Linked DNA regions of Homo sapiens: region 2 is linked to region 1. Evidence: chromatin loops called from intact Hi-C (ENCODE). Cell type or tissue: PC-9. All regions are shown on one strand.

Region 1 (5,000 bases):
AAATTGTTTTTGCAACAAGTCAACATAAAGATAATTTTAATTCCACTCAAAGATTCTACAGACTTCACTAATGCAGATTTCAAAATTAGTGGCTATTTTAAATGCCCTTTTTTATAGGTGGAGAAACAAGCTTAGGAAGTGAAATTAAGAAATCTGGCCATATGATGAAAGAAGATTAAGAATAAAACCCAGGAATCTTCTATACAAACCAGCAACGCCAAGCTTTTGACAAAAACTTTCTCTGTATTTTTATAACTAGGAGGTTCTCTTTCTTATAACTAGAAAATTCTGTTTCCAGAAATATAAACAGGCTAGGTCAAATCCAAGTGAAAATGGGACCCCAAGAGGTAACAAAGCATTGAAGGTGCTTTTGCCCTAGAGTATTTACCAAACCTGGGGACTTTGAGCTTCACTTTTTAGGGCCTGAAAGGACATGATGAACAGAAATCAAAGACCCTCCTGCCATAAAGCAGGTCTCCCAAAAGCCTCCACTACATGATGAGGATGAACCAGTGGTACTCTATCCCCATACCTCTTCTAAGGAACTGCAAGAAAAGTTGCTTAACTTGAGCAAATCAAGAAAAATCTAAGCAACTGACATTGCAAGCTGGCCTTGCAGTCCAAATTCACCTCCCCTACATATTACAGACACCTTAAAACTATAAACTTAAACAGGACTGGCAGAGTCCAGAGTTCCCTAAATGCCTGACAGAAGTAAATGCAAATTCTCCCTGAAGGGATACTTTCATCCTACACCTTAAAGAATTCTCAAAATAATTTTCTAAGGAAAATGAACGGCTCACAAAATAATCACATAGGCAACAAGACACCATGAATGAGAGCAGCAGAAAAATGACTCACCAAGGGTTCAGATACTGAAATTATGAAACATAAAATCATTATGCTTATTTTTTAAAAATGAGACCAGCTGCCGTGGCTCACGTCTGTAATCCCAGCATTCTGGGAGGCTGAGGCAGGATGCTCACTTGCAGTCAGGAGTTTGAGGCCAACATGGCGAGACCCTATCTCTACTAAAAATACAAAAATTAGCTGGATGTGGTAACGCATACCTGTAATCCCAGCTACTGGAAAGGCTGAGGCAGGAGAATCACTTGAACCCGTGAGGCAGAGGTTGCAGTGAGCCAAGATTGCCCCACTACACTCCAGCCTGGGCAACAGAGTGCACTCTGCCTCAAAAAAAAAAAGAAAAAAGAAATGAGGCGTACACTTAAATATCCATCTGCAGCTAATAGGAAAATTTTTGAAAGGCCTTACAAATTTGCTACAGGGATTAATAGAACTTGTGAAAATCAAAAGTTCAGTAATTGAAATTAACAATCAGATTAGACAGCTATAAAGGCACCAATGACTTGGAAGGCAAGTCAGAAGAAATTCAGAATGCAACACAAAGCAAATGGAATGAAAGTTAAGCAACATGAAACACAAGGCCTCACATATGTCTAATCAGAACAATGGAAGAAGAGGAAAGAGAACATGGAGTGGAGGCTATATTTTAAGAGAGAAGGGTTCAGGATTTACCTGAACTGATGAGAAGCAACAATCTAAAGATTAAAGCTCAATGAATCCCAAGCAAGATGATTTAAATCCAGACACATTATGGTGAAACTGCAAATCACAAGTAACAAAGAAAGTATCCTAAAAGCAGCCAGAGGGAAAAAAGATCGTAACCTAAGGAAGGAGACTGACCACTCAACTCTCAACAGCAGCACTGGGAGCCAGAAGACAGCGCAATGTCCCGAAAGGAAATAACTGCCAACAGAGAACCCTGTTCCCCTAAAACTCAGAAAGAGGACGAAATAAAGACTCAGACCACCACAACCTGAAAGTTCAACACTAGCATGCTGTCACTAAAGGGGATTCTAAAGGATGAAAGAATAAAGAGCAGTCAAAGTAGTAAGTATGTATGGGCAAACTAAAACATTGTGAACCAACGTCTTATGGATTCAAGTTAAACGATATTTAAAATATATAAGAATAGCATATATTAGAAGCAGGGTAAATTGAATTAAAAGTGTTCTGAGACATATCAATTGTCAGGAGGAAGTTAAAGTGATTAATTTTACTCCATTGTGCTAGTAGACATAGAAATGAAGTATGTTACTTTCAAACTAACAGGAAAAGGTGGTGGAATGGTTAAAATATTTCAAAATAAAATGACAGGCAAAAAAACAACAGGTGGGACAAATACCAAAACAATAAAGATAATGATACATAAATTCTGTATACCTAATGTGAATGATCCACATATTCCCCCCCACACACACATAAAATCAGTTAAGGCCAGGCACGGTGGCTCATGCCTGTAACCCCAGCACTTGGGGTGGCTGAGGCTGGCGGATCACCTGAGGTCGGGAGTTCGAGACCAGCCTGACCAACATGGAGAAACCCCATTTCTACTAAAAATACAAAATTAGCCAGGCCTGGTGGTGCATGCCTGTAATCCTCACTACTCAGGAGGCTGAGGCAAGAAAATTGCTTGAACCTGGGAGGCAGAGGTTGTGGTGAGCTGAGATCACGCCACTGCACTCCAGTCTGGGCGACAAGAGCGAAACTCTGTCCAAAAAAAAAAAAAAATCAGTTAAAAGAAATTTTAAAATCTATTTGCTACTTACAAGAGACACATCTAAAACAAGATGCAAAAACATCGGAAATATTTTTAAATTTGCAATTTACTGGAAATAATTGCTGCCATTTTCCTTTCAGTCAGATGACTTGTTTGCTCAGGGTTTCTGACCGGGGCTGGCTGAAACAACACATTGTATCACTGGGCTCCAGAACAGTGTGCCAACAACGTGTGGCACTCTAAAAGGATACAGCATTCCAGCACAATGCTGTGGCTTTATTTACCAAGCTTTTGGGATAATATGTGCCTTGGGCAAAGAGCTCTGTCTGCCCTCAGATCACAATGCTGCACAGGATGCCACATTTAGAACTGTCAGAGGACTGTTCAGTGCAGGGAAAGATGCATTCTGAGAAATAGTACCTGCTGTGGAGTGTTCCAGTTTTTATATTTTTCACACCCATTCTCTGTATCTTTTATCAGGGTTTAGGTGCTTTATCTTTTATATCAGTAGGTAGAGGAGGGAGGGAGAGGATCAGAATTACCTGTGGGGCTTTTCCGAACCACATACACGTACTCCTGAAAATTTGATAGATGCCAGGATATATGACCGTGCAAAGGGCCTGTGTAGTTCAGATAAACCACCAAAGAATTTTTAAACACGTATCATCTCCAGTAGAGAACCGCTGCTCTATGTAAACCACTACCCAAATACGGATGCAAGACTTCATCCCTAAGTGCCTTCTAAACCATATGACCTCCATTCTAAACTTCATTAGTAGTGTTCTCCCTTCTGCTTAGCAAGGCACAACGGATGGCAAACAATGGTTCTGTGAAGTTTATACAACTTGTCATCACCCTAGCCTGCCTGGGGAAGGAAAGGTCTCTGTATTTTTCCTACAGGAGCAAAAAGGAGAATGATTTAGCTGTGGGAAAAGGAGACAGCTGTATATCATTTCCAGGCTCTGGAAATTTATTAACCTGTCCAAACACTTTATAATGTGCATGTATTTTATTATCAAGTAACCACAACAAGCATTTTCTACAAACAAAATCACAAATTCTGGTCTTGTAAGTCAGAGAGTGGGGCGTCCACAACTCCTGAGAATGAGGGGGTTTTCTCAATCCTGGAGTGGGCAAGGAGAGCTTTCTGCTATTGAGGACCACTGGCCCATTGAAAAAACAGGGCCACAGAACCAAAAAGCAATTGAATTTAGCGTTTTGTTTGAGAATATGTGTTTCTATATGCATGATTGTGTATGTATGGGTGTATTCATAGGTATGTATGTAGAAGAGAGAAATACCTCATTCTTTCTCAACTAGTTCTTAAACTAGAGGCAGAGAATAAAATGATATATAGCACAAATAGTTTAAAAGCATACTGCAGTCCCATATTATGCCCAGGAACACTTAAAATCTTTTTTTTCGCTCTGTCACCCAGACTGGAGTGCAGTGGTGCCATCTCAGCTCACTGTAGCCTCCACCTCCTGGGTTCCAGTGATTCTCCTGCCTCAGCCTCCTGAGTAGCTGGGATTACAGGCACATGCCACCATGCCTGGCTAATTTTTGTATTTTTAACAGAGATGGTGTTTCACCATGTTGGCCAGGCTGGTCTCAAACTGCTGACCTCAGGTGATCGACTCGCCTTGGTCTCCCAATGTGCTAGGATTACAGGCATGAGCCACCACGCCCAGCCTAAAGTCTTGATAAGCAAAAATTTTAACTCACTGGATAAAACTATTTCTATGGCAGGCCCTTATTGGTTTCTACCACTAAATACTATGAAGGCAGGAAGAATGCCTCACCTATTTAAATGTGTATTCCTAGAGCCTGAGCACAGGCCTGGCCCATGGTAGACACTCAGCAGTTATGTGTTGAGCAAAGGAAGTTTCATAAACCTACAAGTCTCACTTCTACCTTTCGCCACCCCCCCGGTCAAGCTACATGTCATTCTCCACCCGCTTCCACTCCATACCTCCACCTCCTTATTACATCGAGCCAAATACTGGTGCTTTTTACAGCCAAAAGTGATCAGTGGGAACTCCTCAATGAATCAAGCAGCTCTCAGTCATTTGCACCTTGTGAGGAATTCTGGACCAACATTTCCATCTGCTTTACCCAGAAAAGGTCCAAATAGATAATTCCCCGACAGGCCTTCAAAACGGCTACAAGCAGCATGAAACTGTCTTCAGGAATTTACCATTTAGAAAGCCTGGATTTCATGCATTTAGAACTCCCTCAACAAAAGCTTTCATCCTCTAGACCACAATTTTTGTTTGTTTGTTTTTACTTTTTTGACCACAAGCCTCAGTAAGAAACATGGTTCACACTGCAACCCAGGACACACACACACATACACACACGTGTATTAGTGAAACTCTTTGTGCCATGTAGTCTGATATTGCTGGATCTCTTCTGT
Region 2 (5,000 bases), 58 kb after region 1:
CAAAAATTTCTGCTCTTTGAAAGATACTGTTAAGAATGAAAGGCCAGAAATCGGGAGAAAATATTTACAAATTATATGTCTGATAAAGGACTCTTATCCAAAATATATAATGAACTCTCAAACCCAGTAATACGAGACAAACAATAAAATAAGATACAAACAACCATTAAAAATAGTCAGATTTGAAAACACATTTCACCAAATAAGATACACAGATGGCAAATAAACCTTTAAAACTTTCTCAACATCATTACATTAGAGAAATGCAAATTCAAACCACAATCAGATACCATCATACGTCTGCAAAAGTTGTCAGAATCAAAATGGAGTCACTTGTGTCAAAACCCTGACAAACAGAGCTAAGGAAGGCCATGAAGGAAGGACTTTCATGCACGTATGCCTGATAACAGGAACTATCACAAAAGACTCTGCAAAAACCACAACCTTGCACAAAGGCTGCCACTACCTTACAAAAAACTACTTCTACAAGGACATCTGCCTAGCAATTGAATCGATGCCACCCTTGCTATTGGTCCTAGTAGCCAAGGATTGGCTGAAAACAACTTAATCTTCTTCATTTTACCTTTAAAAACTTTTGCCTTATCTTCCTGAATACGCCCACACATATTCCCATTTCAATGCCCATTCCTGAATAAATCTTTCTTTCAGAGTCTCCTTCTCTGTTATTTAGGTTTGACACACCTATTAGAGTGCTTAAATTAAAAAGACTAAACATACTAAGGTTGGAGACGGGTGAATAAACTGAATTATCATACACTGATAGTGGGTCATTTTACAGACCCACTATATGTGGAACGCTGACTTTAAAAATAGTATGAGGCTGGGCGCAGTGGCTCATGCCTGTAATCCCAGCACTTTGGGAGGCTGAGGCGGGTGGATCATGAGTTCAGGAGTTCAAGACCAGCCTGGCCAAGATGGTGAAACCCATCTCTACTAAAAATACAAAAATTAGCCAGGCAAGGTAGCAGGCGCCTGTAGGCCCAGCTACTCAGGAGGCTGAAGTAGGGGAATTGCTTGACCCCGAGGGGCAGAAGTTACAGTGAGCTGAGATCACACCACTGCACTCCAGCCTGGGCAACAGAGACTCCTTCTCAAAAAAATAAAAAATTAAAATTAAAAAAATAAAAACAATATGAACATTTCATAATATGTTAAACGTACTCCTACTATTTGATCCAGACATTCCAACTGTAGGTATTTAGCCAAGATAAATGAAAATGTACATGCACACAAAGATCTACACATCAGTGTTCATAGCAGCATTATTTGTAATAGCACAAAACTGGAAACCACTTAAATGTTCATCAACAGGTAAATGAACGCCAACTATGGAATATCCATACCATGGATCTAACAGGTGAATGTCAACTATGGCATATCCATACAGTGGAATACTACTCAGCAATAAAAACAAAGAAGCTACTGGCACACAATTTATAATCTCAAAAACAAAAGAATGCTGACTGAAAGAAGCCAAACAAAAACATACACATACTGTATGATTTCATTTATATAAAATTCTTTAAAGTACAAACTGTAACAGAAAGTTGATGGGAGGAAGAAACTACAAAAGGGCACTAGGAAACTTTTAAGGATGATAAATATGTTCATCACCTGAATTTTGGTGACTGTTTTAGGACCTGTACATATGTCAAGACTTATCAACTTGCATAATCTAAAATGTGCAGTTTATTGTATATGTCAATTATACCTCAATGAAGCTGCTAAAAATTAACAACGGGGGAAAAGGGAATAAATGGTAACTTAACCAAACCATAAGAAAAGGAATAAAGAGGAACCAGCAAAATAAAACGAACAACAGGCTAGGCGCGGTGGCTCACGCCTGTAATCCCAACACTTTGGGAGGCCGAGGCGGGTAGATCACCTGAGGTCAGGAGGAGTTTGAGACCAGCCTGGCCAACACAGTGAAACCCCGTCTCTAATAAAAATACAAAAATTAGCCAGGCATGGTGGCATTCACCTTTAATTCCAGCTACTCAGGAGGCTGAAGCAGGAGAATCGCTCGAACCCAGGAGGCGGAGGTTGCAGTGAGCCAAGATCGGGCCACTGCACTCCAGTCTGGGTGACAGAGCAAGACTCCATCTCAAAGAAAATAAAAAATAAAAAAATAAAACAAACAGTGAACATACTTAAGTTGGCAGAAGGAAAGTGAGTATAGTTATCCTTTGTTACACTTGGGGGTTTGGTTTCAGGACCCCCACAGATGCCCAAATCTGCTCATTCCCAAGTCCCAAAGTCAGCCCTGTGGAACCTGCCTATGTGAAAAGTCAGCCCTCTGTTAAAGTGGGTTTCACATCCAGGGAGTACTGTATTTTCAATCTGAGTTTGGTTGAAAAAAATCTGCGTATTAGTAGAGTCTCCCAGATCATACCCGTGTTGTTCAAGGGTCAACTGTATTATCAGTTGTCACTAAATATAAACAAACTGAATTAACCCATTAAAAAACAGACTGTCAGGTTGGCTTAAAAACAAATCCAGCTATGTACTACATGCAAAAAAGAAATGTAAAACAAAGTGATTTTAAGAAGTTGAAAATAAAGGAGTGGCTTCTGATACTATGCAACCACAAAGAAAGGGAAAGTAGAAGCCTGTTAATTAAAGCAACCAAAAAAGATGATCTAAGTGTCAACTTCTGATTCAGAAAAATTAAAATTTCATAAATCAATCGTCTTGAATAGATAGGAGTTAAAACTTAAGATACTTACTAACATGATTTTACATAAATGGTGATCCAAAAGAGGGCCTATGTTGGTTTTTAAATTAGCCTACCTAAATTAACTTTTTCACAAGCGTTAGTCCTACTGGGAGGTTCTTTAAACACCACTTCTTGCTTTGAGGACATAGTTTAGTAATAAATTGTGTTGGTTTTAATCATTAATTTCCAAGGCTAATTGTTGTTTCTAAGTAATTATGTGTATTGAGAGTCTTTGGGAACAGATCATGATTTGTAATTTAACCCATCAGTTATTAGCATATTACAACTTGAAAAAGATTGAAAAGTATTAATGTCTTATTTTGCTGATCTTTGGAGGCCCACAGATGTGACAAATCTTGGATAAAAATGTATCTTCTGTTCCCTTTTCCTGTAGATGTAGGATTTGGGCCAATGCAATGATTGGCTCCATGTACTTTGTTGCTCTTTAAGGTTCTCATACTTGGTCCAGAGTTTCCATCAGGGTGAGGAAGAGGGAGACAAGGGTTGTATTCAGTCTGCAACATGCCTTGAATGCCACCTTCTACAAAATATGTGAACTCAATAAATACTCTTTGACGTCTTCAATCAGTCCTGCCAATGGGGTAGTCTAGAACTGTGGTTCTCAAACTTTGGCTTGCATCAGAATCATCTCGAGGGCTTGTTAAGATACAGATTCCTGGGCCCCTTCCCCAGAGTTCCTGACCGAATCTGATGTGGGGCTGAGAATGTGTATTTCTAACAAATTCCCAGGAGGTGCTGCTGCTAACTGGTGATTCTGGCACTCAGAACCATTGTTTCTCCTGTTGTTGCTGCTTCTCAGCATGGCTTCAGCCCGGGGCTGTTTCTCTCGCCGTCACCATGACATCCACTGCCAGACACAATCACCTGGAAGTCACCGCAACATCCACTGCCAGATACACTCACCTAGAAGATGACAAGAGAAACAGCCATGGGCTGAAGAAACAGCCATAGCTGTTTCTTGTCGTCTTCCAGGTGAATGTGTCTGACAGATGTTGTGGTACCTCCCCAGATCCTTCTTTAAGACTTAGCACCTCATTCCCCAACAATGGGGAGCATTGCTTATTAATTTATTAGAGACAGGGTCTCACTCTGCTGCCCAGGCTATAGTGTAGTGGGGTGATCACAGCTCATTGCAGCCTCAAATTCCTGGGTTCAAGCAATCCTCCCTCCTTGACCTCCCAAAGTGCTGGGATTACAGGCATGAGCCACCATGCTGGCCCAAGTGTTGCTTGCTGATGGCTCACAAATCCTCCTTTCTAGGAAGCCTGCTTCTAATTAAGGAGCTGCTTGCCCAAGGTCTGCTCCCATCCCTGAGGCAGCCACTATGTCCCCATAACTGGTGGATGAAGAGGGTGTAAAGCTCAGCCCCACTGCCTCAATTCAGGACCTCTGAAGAGCCACCCTGACTCCCCACGGGGCTTCCCCAGTCCACATGCAATACAGCTGCATGCAAATCTCTGACTCTCAGTATGTTTCCCAGGTCCCAGTGCAAGCCCCATCTACTCGGCACCCCTCACCCCACCCCAACCTTACCCCTACCCACATTGGGTCCCTTCCCCTGCATTAGCCTCAGAAAACTGGATACTCAGAGACCTTTGTGGGTCTGAGCCTCAAGAACACAGCGGCTGAGGCACAAAAGAGGGAGCCCTCACTGTCTCTGGCCCCACACAGAGGTGACGCTGCTGCCACAGTCACAGCAGTCAGCCGGACACTCCACATGCTCCGCGTGCTCCTCAGTCTGCAGGACAGTTGCCAAAACAATCAACCCAGGTGTTTGCTCTGAAGAAGAAAATATGCAGCGCTCCCGCTTCATAGTCACACAGGCGGAGCGAGAAGCCAGGAGGGTCCCACCCAGGGAAGGGCTGCTTTCTTACCCAGCTGGGTTCTGCCCAGAGGCCAAAATGTCCCACCCTATACTCAGGAAGCTCTCAGAGACATTGGTTCCAAGAAATGCAGGGTAAGGAACAATGGTTTAACTGATGCTTTTCTTCTTCCATTCATTCAACCAACATTCGCTTGAGCTTCCACTGTGTTGGGCTCTGGCGTAATCTGGGGGACCCAAGGGGGACTAAAACAGAATCCTTTTCATCAAGAGGTTTACAATCTGGTGCAGGAGATGGACATGAAATAGGCAGTCCCAGGAAGTCCTGCGAGAGGCAGTATGCACAGTAGTGAAGAACTTGGGCTCTGGAGCCAGAACACCCAGCTTCAATTCCTGCAGGACCTTGGGCAAGTCACTTAC

Evidence for each region. Hi-C counts contacts between places; a loop is a spot of excess contacts. Peaks named below come from ENCODE experiments on the same cell type or tissue, not always from the same donor. Only the 100,000 strongest peaks of a DNase experiment are listed, where the experiment ranks them.
Region 2: it touches region 1 in a loop (3-fold over the local background); 4 of 110 quality-filtered maps call a loop at or near these places.

What each region holds. Positions count from the first base shown.
Region 1 is chr7:106,237,422-106,242,421 of GRCh38, reverse strand. No RefSeq gene overlaps it. Among named protein-coding and RNA genes, the nearest start is that of NAMPT, 45 kb to the left of the region's middle. In PC-9, no CTCF peak of the experiment used is centred here; a DNase peak (open chromatin) is centred at 2,831.
Region 2 is chr7:106,179,506-106,184,505 of GRCh38, reverse strand. No RefSeq gene overlaps it. Among named protein-coding and RNA genes, the nearest start is that of SYPL1, 70 kb to the right of the region's middle. RefSeq lists an enhancer at 3,262-3,769. In PC-9, no CTCF peak of the experiment used is centred here; no DNase peak of the experiment used is centred here.